2 separate regions of the Homo sapiens genome follow, and region 1 is linked to region 2. The links are chromatin contacts, found by Hi-C or POLR2A ChIA-PET in ENCODE. All regions are on one chromosome and are shown on one strand. The core of a region is the stretch at or near the end of the contact, and the rest is flanking DNA. Distances in the headings are between cores, read along the strand shown.

Evidence for each region. A loop is a pair of places that touch in the nucleus more often than their neighbours do. ChIA-PET counts read pairs that join two places held with the same protein, here RNA polymerase II (POLR2A). Pooled maps may share reads with other maps.
Region 1: a pooled map shows a loop between it and region 2 (9-fold over the local background). The contact joins two enhancer-like sites. A Hi-C loop is called at or near these places in 1 of 168 maps with a recorded cell type or tissue (OCI-LY7), 8 of 37 single-sample maps with no recorded cell type and 9 of 50 pooled maps. POLR2A ChIA-PET finds 5 or more read pairs at or near these places in 4 of 52 experiments (GM12878, PC-9, WTC11 and 1 more).

Annotation. Positions count from the first base shown.
Region 1 is chr7:129,121,280-129,124,262 of GRCh38, forward strand. No RefSeq gene overlaps it. Among named protein-coding and RNA genes, the nearest start is that of TSPAN33, 22 kb to the right of the region's middle. RefSeq lists enhancers at 956-1,125, 1,576-1,845. Within about 2 kb of position 1,477, at least 2 of the 41 ENCODE cell types and tissues checked have a DNase peak (open chromatin) inside an H3K27ac peak, as active enhancers do; they include GM12878, where a contact is called at or near this core.
Region 2 is chr7:129,007,938-129,011,053 of GRCh38, forward strand. The region is part of intron 4 of TNPO3 (transportin 3); the gene reads right to left. Among named protein-coding and RNA genes, the nearest start is that of TNPO3, 46 kb to the right of the region's middle. Within about 2 kb of position 1,599, at least 3 of the 41 ENCODE cell types and tissues checked have a DNase peak (open chromatin) inside an H3K27ac peak, as active enhancers do; they include GM12878, where a contact is called at or near this core.

The sequences.
Region 1 (2,983 bases), core at 227-2,726, 110 kb after region 2:
AGCCAGGATTTATTGGAGGGTATATTCACACAGAAGGGGTTCATGAAGGTGAGGGACCCTTTCACCTCCCCACTGGGCAGAAAGCACTTGCCAGAAGAAAGGGTTGCAAAAGAAGGTTGAACTCAGCAAGAAAAGTGCCTTGGGTCAGTCTCTGTACTGCTAAATAGGGCCTACCACCCTACCCTGCCAATCCCTACATAGGCCCTGTCTTCAGTAAACACTAGAGTTCGCTTACCTTCCATTCCAAGAACCAATCTGACATCTGCTGTATTAGTCTGTTTTCACACTGCTGATAAAGACATACCCGAGACTGGCTAATTTACAAAAGAAAGAGCTTTAATGGACTTACAGTTCCACATGGCTTGGGAAGCCTCACAATCATGGCGGAAGGCAAGGAGGAGCAAGTCACATCTTACATGGATGGCAGCAGGCACAGAGAGGGCTTGTGCAGGGAAACTCCTATTTTTAAAACCATCAGATCTCATGAGACTTATTCACTATCATGAGAACAGCATGGGAAAGACCTGCCCTCATGATTCAATTATCTCCCACCCAGTCCCTCCCACAACATGTGGGAATTCAAGATGAGATTTGGGTGGGAACACAGCCAAACCACATCATCTGCTGTGCCTCATCCCACAGATAGCAGAGCTTCCTCCTAATCTATCAAGAGTTCAGCATTTAGTGAGTGGTCAGGATCTCACCCTTCATTTAACCAACTAACCACCACCAACCAACCACCACCATCAGAGGTGGGCCTAAGGCAGGCCTTGGGGTCTCTGGGAAGTGGGCCATGCTCAGTCTACATCCCAATGTGCTATGGCTCCTGACACTCTGAGCAGGGGCTCTCCCTTGCACACACCAAAGGAATGACTGGGCTTAAAAAACGTGCCAACTTGCTTATAAATCAGTCTCCTCAGATTCTACAATTCACCGAGCCATAAAACCTCAGAGCTTCAAAGATGCTTAGAAAATATCAAGGCCAGGGTTCCCAGGAAGCCTCAATGCTGCCATTTTACAAAGGAAGAAACTGAAGTGCAGAGAGATTAAGGGGCTTGTCCAGGTCACACAGCTACTTAGTGGTAGATCTGTAACTAGAAAGGTTTCAGTTCACACTCAATGTTCTTTCCTCTAGAATCTAACCTCTGCCCCCTTGTTATTTTTGGCATGAGAGAGGAGGATTATATTTATGTCTCTAGAAAAGCTGTGCTTTTGGATTGAATTCTGATTTTCTCTTCTCAAGTCTCATTGAGAACCACATGAAAAAACTCTGCTGGATTTGAGTTAAAAAAAAAAAAAAAAGAATCTGAAGAAAAAAATAGCAAATCTGGTATCCTAATGAGATAATGAATGCACAAGTACTTTGAAAGAGGTACAGCACTTCAGTGCTTTTCAGATATGAGGTTTTGTCATGCTCTTGAAAGAAATGCATAGGCTTTACTGACATGGGGGCTGGGGCTGGGGCTGGGGCCCTGGCAGAAATGGGGAAGCACAGGCTGTGGCAAGGGGGGTTTCTCCAGAAGGCTGACTCATTTCTTGGCTGTCCCAAGCTTAGAGAGCCAGATTTCTTAGGGTTGTTTACCACCTTAGTAAGGAACTGGTGGAGGGTTTTTTTCTGGAGTTAAGCACTGCAGGAAGAGCTGCCCACAGTATGGGGGTGGGTCATCTGCTTCTGGACTGCCCAGGCCAACTGTGGTTACCCCAGTTAACTGTGGTGAACTGTCCACATAACCAGCCTTCTGGATCTGCCTTTCAAGGAGTCCCACTGTGCTTCTCCCTGCTGAGGCCGCTGAAAGGGCATAGGCAATTGCTAGAGGTGAAGAAAAACTCTGTAGCTAAGCTATAAAAACAGGCATCCTGAATCTGGCTACATCCTGGTAATCTTGCACATAGGATGAATCCTAAGAAAAGGTGAGTCTTGTTAATGTGCACAGCACACAAGCCAGCGGGATGGCGTGCCAGTCAGCAGATTTTCAGTTTCAAGATAACTGAAAATCCATTTTTATCTGACTTAGACAAAATGAAACAAAACACCAAACCAACAAACAACAACCACACAATTTCACTGATTCGCATAACTGAAAAGTCTAAGGTTAGGGCTTGTTTCAGGCACCACTGATCTTGTGGCTCAAACTATGTCACTGGGACTTGGTTTAACCCTGTCTCAGCTCTACCTTTCCTCAGTGTTACCTTCTCTCTCAGGAGCCCTGGGGTAGCCCCCAGTGGCTGCAGGTCATCTGTAATCCCAGGGGGTCCCAGCAAAAGAGAGAGGGAATCCCTTTCAGTAATGGTCCTCCTCCCCAACTAAATTAGAGGCTTCATTCTGACTGGACCAAGTTAGAGCGCATAACCATCCCTGGGCTCTGATTGGCCAGAACAGAGTCCGGCGTTCCACCTGCCAGGTGGAAGGGTAGATCTCTCCCATGCTCACTGAGCCTGAGACAGGAGGTGGGGTGGCATCCCAAAGGAAATCTAGCATGCTGGTACCAGAACGGGGAATAGGTGCTGGGCTTGGAAAAATAACAGACAAACACTCAGTGCTACCCATTTAAGCATTTGAAATAATTTCACTTCAAAATCAGAGTGGTCGAGTCTCAGACACATGAGATTCTGTCTCAGATTTCTGGTGGCTTGAATGGAGGGTGTACAGAATCATGTCTTGATAAATGTTTAACTTCTAAGATTTGAAGTGCAGATATTGGTCTGGGTATCCCTCCTAGAAATCTTTGCATTTTCTGCATTTTCTTTTTAATATTTTATTTTTATTTTTATTTTTATTTTTTTGAGACAGTGTCTCAGTCACCCAGGCTGGAGTGCAGTAGTGCGATCTTGGCTCACTGCAACCTCCGCCTCCCGGATTCAAGCGATTCTTGTGCTTCAGCATTCGGAGTAGCTGGGACTACAGGTGTGAGCCACCACGGCTGGCTAGTTTTTGTATTTTTAGTAGAGACAGGGTTTTGCCATGTTGCCCAGGCTGGTCTCG
Region 2 (3,116 bases), core at 349-2,848:
CAGGAGTTTGAGACCAGCCTAACCAACATGGTGAAACCCCGTCTCTACTAAAAATACAAAAATTAGCCAGGTGTGGTGGCACGCACCTGTAATCCCAGCTACTCAGGAGGCTGGGGCAGGAGAACTGCTTGAATCTGGGATGCAGAGGTTGCAGTGAGCTGAGATTGCGCCATGGTACTCCAGCCTGGGCGACAGAGCAAGACTCTGTCTAAAAAAAAAAGAAGGAAGAATGGCAGGAAAGGAAAGAACTAAGAGCCCTTGCTTTAGAGGGGAAAGTATTTGTAAAAAGTCATCAGAGCCTGCGTGCAGTGGCTCACACCTGTAATCCCAGCACTTTGGGAGGCTGAGGTGGGAGGATCGCTTGAGCCCAGGAGTTCTAGACTAATCTGAGCAACAAAGTTAAGACCCTGTCTCTACAAAAAAATTAAAAAATAAAACAACACTTTAAAAGTCACCAGAAAACACACTAGATGAGATAAGAAAATGTCACAAATATGGTTCTGGCCCCATTAAGTTCTTCTAGATATTTTTTACTCAAGACTTTCTTTGTTCCCCTGAAACTCAGAAAGAAAATATTCAGGGATGCCAGGCACTAAAATGGCCAGAATTTTTAGAAAAGACTATGACACTAATATATGCAATATATTTAAATATGTAATACGTAAACTAATAAATGCACAGGAGCACTTAATTTAATACGGTTCAAGGCTGAAAGTAGCAAAATGAACGGAGTAACTAAGTTCCCTTAACATGAACTGGAGCCACTGAGAGATTTCTCTTTAAGAGCTGATACTCATTCTCTCTCCCCCTCAACCTGTCTCAAACTCTCAATTGAATCTTTGATGCTGTTGATATAAACTCATTACATAATCACTTGGCCTTTAGACTTCCTGAATGATATTTCAATTTTAATAAGACATGATGTGTACAAGTGGAAGGATTTGCTTGTACATTCTAACTATTGACTCAAACTGAAAGACCAAATTCTGAAAAAAACCTGTTTCTAAAACTAATCTCTTTGAAAAGATGAAATTCTGCAAATTAAATCAAACATACATTCTAAAACATCAGAACTAACAGTTATCTTCTGTTCCTCTTTGAGAGCTATGCTATGTTAAAAATCTGCCTCTTAAAGTCCTCAAAAGCTTCAAGATAAATGCCACAGAGTCCAGAAGAGCTCACCAGTAAAAAGATAGCAGGGATAAATAAGAATTGAGATCTTAGATTAACAAAATAGAAAGTGAAGAGACAAAAATGTTAGAAGCACAGGTTCAGTTTAGCTATGAGAGCAAGCAGAAACACGTTTAAAACTTCAAAAAGTTCAACACCATGTTTAGGAATGGGTCCATTAGGACAGACCACAAAAGTATAATACTAACAAGAAATAGGACAGAATGTAATCATTAAAGGAGAGTGTGCAGGAAACTAAATGAGAAAAGGTCTTAAGAGGGGTTTGGAACCTGGCATTACAGCCACATGCCTATTTTTTTCTTGGCCATTTTGGACTAATTTCATCCCCTGGGTTCTATAACATGACAAGCTACATGACAAAATTAGAGACATTTTTAAGCACCACAGGAAATATATTTTTCAGACTGCATCACAGTTCCTCAAAATATCACCTGTGATTGATTGTCATGATGTGCTAAGTCAGGCACGTGCCTTGAATGCCCAAGTGGCTGCTGTAGTTGACTGCTGTGGCAGTAACCATGACACAAAATACATGTGGATGGGATTATTTTAAATTCACAAGTGCTTACAAAAAGAAAATGACAAATTCAAGTCCATTAACTCTCACCTCAGGCCACAGTCTGAGCACCACAGCTTTCACGCCCAGTCTAAAAGCAGCTCTTACTTTTTGTAGCTACAAAGTTAGTACTGCTGAAACTCGTATACCAAACTTAGTTGTGTGACTTGCTGAATTACAAACAACAGGTGAATTTACAGTCCCTCCACACTTCTCATGTGAAAGTTAGGAAACTGACTGGTAAAGAATGGGATTCTGAAACTTGGAAAGGAGACACCTGGTTGGACCTAAATGAACATGAGTCCATCATACTTCAAAAAGACAAAGCCAGAAAAAAAAAAATTCAAGGCAGCTTTAAAATAAATCCTCATTTTGAAAAGAATTAAGATTTATCCTACCTTTCTAGTAGGAGCTCATAAGAATGCCAACTTATATGTACAAGAAATAACAGAAATAGTCAAATATCATTTTGCAACCCATGATGAAATTATTATTATTTTTAGAGACAGTCTTGTTCTGTTGCCCAGACTGGAGTGCACTGGCACAATCGTGGCTCACTGCCACCTTGAACTCCTGGGGTCAAGTGATCCTTCCTGCCTCAGCCTCTTGAGTAGCTGGGACTACAGGTGCATGCCAACATGCTTGGTTAATGTATTATTTTTTTTTTGAGACAGGCTCTTGCTATGTTGCCCAGGCTGGTCTTGAATGCCTGACATCAAGCAACCGTCCCACCTCAGCCTTCCAACGTGCTGGAATTATAAGCATAAACCACATTGCCTGGCCCATAATGAAATTATTGATTAAGGTAGGGATTATCTACTGGAATGTAAAACAATTAGGCTAAAGTCTGATAGGGAATTGAACATTCATAAACTAACAAGCTACCATCACACAAACTACATTATATTACAAAGGAGGAAAGTGAACTTTAAAAATGGAAGGAACAGACTTTCATCTTAATCCAGTGGTCAACCCTAGCATCACTAATAGAAGGTCAACTGAACGCTGTATATATACTAAGACATAGCATCAAGTACCTATGATATATTCTAGCCCAAAATATTTAACTTTAAAAAACTAATCCTCTAAGCCTCTCAGTTTTTCTCAATCAGGATTCTAGGAAAGAATTATATCCTATAGGTTGGGTGTGGTGGTTCACGTTTGTAATCTCATCATTAAGGGAGGCCAAGGAGAGAGGATCACTTGAGACCAGGTTTGAGACCATAGAGAAGCTCTATATCTACAAAAAAAAAAAATTGTATAGAATTAAGCCCTTCAGAAAATTATCTGAGTGCCCATCTTCTTAATTATCCTAAGGGCGGTATATAGCTAGAACCATTATTAATGTAGAGGAAAGAATTCATTACAT